Linked DNA regions of Homo sapiens: region 2 is linked to region 1. A link is a contact called in ENCODE Hi-C data. All regions are on one chromosome and are shown on one strand. The core of a region is the stretch at or near the end of the contact, and the rest is flanking DNA. Distances in the headings are between cores, read along the strand shown. Region 1 holds the start of MAN2A1 (mannosidase alpha class 2A member 1). Region 2 holds the start of TMED7-TICAM2 (TMED7-TICAM2 readthrough).

Region 1 (3,347 bases), core at 848-3,347:
ATAATTCAGTAACATGAAAATTAAAATTTTGTTTGATTCTCAGCATAATTCTTGTTGCTACAATAAACCAGAGCTTTTGGAATTCTGCAGAATATCTCTGGTTCTCATACCATAACTCTGAGAGTTAAAAAACCTGTGCTTGTCATTTCTCTTTATAACCACTCAAAAGCACGCAAAAGAATCCATCCCACACCAGTCTTTCTAGTCATCTTTATAACCATAGCAGTCAAGTGTAGCAGCCACTTGGGGCCCCAAGGCACAGGCTTCAGTTGGCACTTCATCAGGATCAACCACAGGTAATTGCTTAATTGAGATGCCCAGCATGTCATGAATTACATTTCCCTTTGGCAAGGAGCTAAAGCTCAAAACCTCAATCAAACTGACCTTTAATCCCATCTTTGCAGGTCTATTTCTTGGGACTACTCCCGGGACAGGGAAGGCTTAATAAAAAGAATTGTTAACTATAATAGAGGATTAGAGTAATGAAGGATTCACTAGCAAGAAGAGAACTTTAAAGAATATAGCAACAGCAGCTATAAGGAGCTAACCTTATAACTAACTCTTGGGTTGAGAGACAGAGTGCCCAATGAAGAACCTCCCCAATTCCTCCCAGGGCTAAGATCTAGACGTTTTTGGAGAGGGCATGACCTGGCTCACTGAATGGCAGAGAAGTCACCATTGGGCTACGTCTGCAAAGCTTGTGGAAGATGTGCCCTCTGCAACTTGCTGCAAATGCCTCTAGGGTGCCAGGGAAGTTATTCATGGGGTAGTGTCTCACCTCCTCTACAAAGCTCCTAGAGTTGGGCATGTGAGAGGAAATTGCTAGTTACTGAGCACTATAGGACCTTGGCAGTGGAGAAAGCCAGGTATGCTGCAAAAGCTTATCAATACACAGAAATCAGGAAGCAAAATCCTTTTTTTCTGTAATGTCTCTTCAGCGCCCTCTGCTGATAAAGCTTCAGTCCCAGAAGGCAAACGAAAAACTGTTTAAAAGGCTCAGATCCGTTTTTACAGTGCAGTCAAAAAGGGCGAATTTGGAGCTGAGAGGCAATAAATCAATAACTGGCAGAAGCATCACTTCTCAGATTACACTCATGGATTTCGTAGTCAGATGTTTCTACATGTGCCTGGACGGCCCTTTGTCAGTCTCCTTTCCCCCAGGTTTTAACAGGCTGTCACCAAAGGAGGAAATAGTGAGCCCGAAGAGAATGTGCAAGCCCTCTTCTCTTGCATTTCCTCCAGCCCGTCACCAAGTACTCTTCCAGGCACGCCAGGCCCGAGTGTCCTAGGATAGGAAACCTGAGCAACAAAGGGAAGTGGGGTGTAAGCTCAACCCCTGTTGGACGTGGGGGTGCTGGCGCCTGAACGCCCCCGAAGGCCTCAACTCCCAGAAAGCTGCCTGCCAGGTCACAAGAGCCCTGTGAGGTCTTCCTATCGCCGGGACACTGGGAGGCAGGCGCGGGGCGGGTCCGCCGGGCGACGCGCTGTGATTGGGCGCCGTGGGGCCCGCCCCCTCATCTCGGAGCGTCGGGAGGGGGCGGGGCCAGCCGCCCGCTCGGCTCAGGCGCTGCGGGCGCCTATTGACCCAGCGGCTGCTGCGCCGCCGCTGTCTCCTCCTGCTCGTGGCGGGCGGTGCTGGAGCGCCAAGTGGCGCTGGAGAACCGGCGCTTCCTTTCGCCGCTTCCGCCGCCATCTCCGCGTTTGTGGGGCGGGAAAGAGGGAGGGGGCTAGCGGCTGCAGCTGGAGCGGGCTTCTCTCCGGGGACGGTCCTTTCCTCCCTGCTCTCCTTTTCCTTCTTTCCGCGTTGCCGCCGCCCGCCCCCTGCGCCTCCCCGCGGAGCCTGGGTCCGGGAGGGGGAAGGTAGGGGCGGCGGGGGGCGGGAGAGTCTGGCGAGCGGACGCTAGCTCTGAGGAAACTCATCAATCCGTGAGCCCCGGAGTCCGGGGTGCACATCGGCCCAGCCGCAGCGTCGGCGGCGGCGGCGGCAGCAGCACGAAGGGGCTCAGTCGGGGTAGGCGGGGGCGGTGCCGGTGCCGCGGGGGCGGGCCCGACCGTCCCGCCCAGAAGTTGTAGGGCTTGGCTCCTCGCGATCTTGTTCCTTTCCCCTCCGCTTCTCTGACCTAGCTGCGCGGCCCCGGCCCGGGAGCTGCCGAACCCGCGCCTCCCCTGGGTGAGGAGGACACGCCTGCCCTCGTCGAGAAAACTTTTCCTGCCGACTCAGTTGGGGCGGCGGTGGCAGGAAGTGCGGGCAGCGACCTCTCCTCCGCCTGCCCCGCGCGCCCTGCCGGAGGTCGGCGCTGAGCTTGCGATCAAGTTTGTGGGGGCCCCCCTTCCCAGTTGCCGGCGAGTCTCGCCTCGAGAGGGGCGCCCGACCCCGGGGAGGGCGGCAGGCCAGGGCGAAGGCCAAGGGCGTGTGGTGGCGCCGGAGACTAGGTGCGGAGCAAGGCGGGGACTCGCACCCGCATCCGAGAGCGCGGAGGTCGCGCAGCCCGGGAGAAGGGAGCCTCCGGCGGCTGCTTCCTAGAGTCCACAGTGCGCTGTCTCCTTTGGCTGAGGAGAGTGTCCTGGCCCCGAGTCTATCGAGGAAAATGAAGTTAAGCCGCCAGTTCACCGTGTTCGGCAGTGCGATCTTCTGTGTGGTGATTTTCTCGCTCTACCTGATGCTGGACCGGGGTCACTTAGACTACCCCAGGAACCCGCGCCGCGAGGGCTCCTTCCCTCAGGTAAGCACCTGGGAAGGGGGCGCGGGGCTCCGAGGGGCCAGGCGTGCGGGCCCCTGGTTAGCGGCTGCTACCCAACCTCTTCCTCCCGCCGCGGCCCCACACCCGTGCTGGGCGAGGCCAGGGGCTCTGTAGCTCTCGGACGGCAATGATCACCTCCTGGGAGCCACCTCGCCCGGGCGCGCCAAGTTAACAAAGTGCTGGGCGGCGTGCGGCGGCGGCGGCGGCATCATCCCGCTCAGGAAAGTGGCCATGTTCCGGCATTCGCACCCGGCCTGTTGGGGTGGCTTCGGGCACCTGCTGGCGGGGGAACGGGCGCGGCGTGAGGCACCCCCCGCCAGCCCGGGGCCCGCGTATCCCGGTGGGGTCGTTCTCGGCTCTCACAGGGTTAAGCCGCCCGCACCAGCCCAGAGCCCCTGAGCGCACGGAGTCGCGGAAATGGATCAAACCGAACCCACCTAGGCTTTTTTTTCTTTTTCTTCCCCGCTGCCTCTGAAGAGAGAGAAGTTTATTTCGTGTTGCGGCCCTTTTAGATGTGAATCTCTAGGTTGATTTTAGTGTCGTCATTCTTCAGCTATTACATCTGGTTTGTTTGTGGCAGACAGGGGGAACCGAGTGGGGAAGCGC
Region 2 (3,347 bases), core at 629-3,128, 5.9 Mb after region 1:
AATGTTTATTAAATTCAAACAAAGAAAATGTCGGCTTATACTTTTTATCACAATTCCTGCTATCTTCTTTTCTGTCCCCTGGTGCTAATCCATGAAGGTAAGTAAGCCTAAGGGTCATCCTTGGCCTCCCCTCCCTGACCCACTATAGCCAAATCATTACCAAGTCCTGTTGATTCTACCTACTACCTTCTCTCCAATCCTTTCACTTTTCATTTACCCCACTGCTATCACTCTACTCTAAGCCACTATCATTTCTTGTCTAGACCACCATAATAACCTCCTAATCAGCCTTCCACATCCGCTCTGCAACATCTTACCATCACTTCTCTACCTGCACAAGTTATTATTAATGCAGCTACCAAGAATATTCTCGTCATATCACTGAACTGCTTATAACCCTCTGATGGCTTCCTACACTTTCAGGAAAAACAAATCCTTAACATGGTCAGCAAGACACTATCTGGCCTGCCCCTGCTGACCCCCTTGCTCTGGCTCCTTATTCCCAACCATATTGGACCTCTCTCTATGGCCCTGAAATTCTCAGTGTTCACTACTACCACAGGCTATTCCCCCTCCTCCCTTACCAAGGTGTTTATAGCTCATCCTTTAAAGTTCAGCTTAAAATAATTTTCCAAAGGAAGTCTTCCTTCATGGATCCTACTTACTGCTCTTAAGGCACAGTTCTGATGAATGAGCAGATACCAGTTAAGAAAAGCAGGGTGAGAGGGGAATCATGAATGATGGCAGTGACCCTATCTGTTTCGACCACTTCTGTACCACTGGCACCTAGTATTCAATAGCTACTCAAATGTTAAATGCGCCTACCAACCAAAATTGAAGCTCAGTAAAGACTGTTCTAACCAACCGAATAAACCACATTCTGTTAAAGTTTCTTTTTTATATAATCCCAAATATCAGAAGGGGCCTCTCATTTATCACAGCAATTCTTTCTACAACTCCCTTGGCAAATGGCCGTTCAACCTGTAATGGAGCTCTTCCAATGACAAGGACCGTATTAACCAACAGTCCTAATATTGGTAAAACTGAAAAGCAATGAAGTTAGACATTGGCAGCACTCCAAATCCAATTAAATTGGAGGTGTGGATTAGAGAGTAGAGGGTTGACACTGGGTACTACAGAGTATAAATGATTTTCTTTAAGGGAATCTTTTAAGGAAGAAAGTTCAATAGGCCTTAAAAATGAGATGGAAAGAAATGCTAAAGGGAGCATTTCTGGAATTCATATATTTTAACACCCGGTCTTAACATCTCTCACCCAAGGTTTATTAGAGGAAAGTCAAATGCTGGGCATCAGCTACCTAGAAGCGATTTTTGAATTAGCCTAAGAACGGGGAAACACGGACAGGAAAGTGCCATCCCTCAAGTTACACCCCCAATCCTGGAGCCGCGAGTTGGGGCCCAGGGACTGCTAGGCCCCTGATACCTGGAACTCCAGGGTGCACTTGGTGCCCTGAGCGATGTCCTCGTAGAAGCACTGCTTGGCGTTGTCAGGAAGCTCGAAGGTGATCTCAGAGGCGCCGCCGGGTCCAGGCACCAGTAGCAGCAGTGCGAGCAGCCTGCACCCCCAACGGCCCGCGACGGCCGCCCAGCGCTGCGCGGACCCCGGCCGCGGCATCCCGAGAAGGCGGCGGCGGCCTCAACCGAGCTGCGAGACGCAGGGTCAGGTCTGCGCGGACTCACCGCGCGCGGCAGGCCTCAGCGCAGGCCACCCCGCAAAGATACACAGCAGAGCAGGTTCACGCCTGTGGGAGATTCGGGATCAGAGCGACCCTCCGGCTTCCTGTGAGGGGCGCAGACGGGCGGACCTGGGGAGGTAAAAGAGAAGCGGAAAAGGCCTGAGAGGGTCGGAAGTGGGGATTAGCCTTTCGGGGGGTGAAGGGGCGGAGCCTGAGACACCGGCTCCCGTGACCCGGATGCGTTCTTCTCCGGGAACACGCGTTGGAGTGCGTACGTGGAAGCCCGCGAGGCGTTGGCTCTGCCTCCGTTGCAGCCTGGGACGAGGGGCGGGGCCAGAGTCGTGGGCGGAGAGGGGCGAGACCAGGAAACGGGGCGTGGCGGCCGCCGTGGTTACAGGCGGTTGGCGAGGGTAATTACGCTCCAATCACTGGCTTTTTTTGTTGTTTTTTTTTTTTTTTTTTTGAGACAAGAGTCTCGCCCTGTCACCCAGGCTGGAGTGCAGTGGCGCGATCTGCGCTCACTGCAACCTCCGCTGGGAACTTAGCGCTGGGGAGCATCTAGGGAGTGGTAAAGGGCTCATTTTGCCCTAGGGTGCTAATCGTTGGTGGTAGAGCGCTTTGCAATTTGCGGAGTTTTCTCATAAGTAATAATAAATATTTGGGGGAAGCAGCTGGGCAAGGAGCGCGAATTCTAAGAGCAGACTGCAGGAGTGCTTAATCCCTGCTTTGCCACGTACTGGCTGTGTGACGTCCGGCCACTTGCTTAAATTCTCTGCCTCAGTGTGTATCTGTAGAATGGAGATAATAGCACCTACCATAGAGAATTATTACAAAGTACCAATATTTGGAAAAAGTACCTAGAAGTGGTTGGTACATAGCAAGCACTAGATGAACTTTTGTTAAATTAAACGTCACAGTGCAATCAATACATTACATACCACAAGATAGGCAAAAATTTTAAGTGTAACAATAACAGATATTGGTCGACTTATAGAGCCACAAAACCTCTTATACACTGCTAGTGAAAAAGTAAATTGGTTAATCAAGTTGGAAAACAATGTGCCATTATCTAATAAAGTAGAATATATGTATACACACACAGAACACACACACCTATATACAGTGTGTGTGTGTGTGTGTGTATATATGTATATATATATATATATATATAGCCTGGAATATGTAGCCACAGCCTGGAAATTCCATTTTACATATATTTATGGAGTATATGCTTTAGAGCAGTGGTTCTCAAGTGTTGCTCTGAAGTCCCCAGAAGCCTCCTGAAACCCTTTCAGAGGGTATGTAATGATCTGTATGAAGCTGGATTTTCATTATATATTTCAACCAAAACAGCATAACAGATTGAATATCAAAGGAAATGAGCACCCAGCTTCTTCCTTAAATCTAGATATGAAAGATTTACAAAAATAAGGTCACTCTTCTTGCTAAATTTTTATTTCGAAAATATTTTTATTAAAAGATGTGTTATTTATGTAAATGTGTGCAGTGAGTTGAATTGTGTCCCCCTAAAAAATACATGTCCAAGTTTCAACCCCTCCACCCCTGTGAATATGATTTTATTTGGAAATAGGGCTTTTGCAGATGTAATTAAGTTAAGGCCCTCAAGATGAGGTCATCCTGGGACTTAGGG

Evidence for each region. A loop is a pair of places that touch in the nucleus more often than their neighbours do. Pooled maps may share reads with other maps.
Region 2: a loop to region 1 is called in a map of B cell, with 10 times the contacts of the local background. The contact joins the promoter of TMED7-TICAM2 here to the promoter of MAN2A1 in region 1. A Hi-C loop is called at or near these places in 2 of 168 maps with a recorded cell type or tissue (B cell and CD8-positive, alpha-beta T cell) and 8 of 50 pooled maps.

Annotation. Positions count from the first base shown.
Region 1 is chr5:109,687,830-109,691,176 of GRCh38, forward strand. It overlaps MAN2A1 (mannosidase alpha class 2A member 1), which reads left to right and starts at 2,098. Exons shown (of 22, transcript NM_002372.4): 1 at 2,098-2,723. The coding sequence starts at 2,589. MAN2A1-DT (MAN2A1 divergent transcript) reads right to left here and starts at 3,270. Exons shown (of 1, transcript NR_186543.1): 1 at 1-3,270. RefSeq lists enhancers at 754-1,422, 1,182-1,281 and silencers at 1,392-1,681, 1,692-2,211, 2,242-2,451, 2,862-2,961.
Region 2 is chr5:115,624,158-115,627,504 of GRCh38, forward strand. TMED7-TICAM2 (TMED7-TICAM2 readthrough) reads right to left here and starts at 1,879. Exons shown (of 4, transcript NM_001164469.4): 1 at 1,444-1,879. The coding sequence starts at 1,635. It overlaps TMED7 (transmembrane p24 trafficking protein 7), which reads right to left and starts at 1,879. Exons shown (of 3, transcript NM_181836.6): 1 at 1,444-1,879. The coding sequence starts at 1,635. RefSeq lists a silencer at 1,535-1,604 and an enhancer at 1,775-1,944.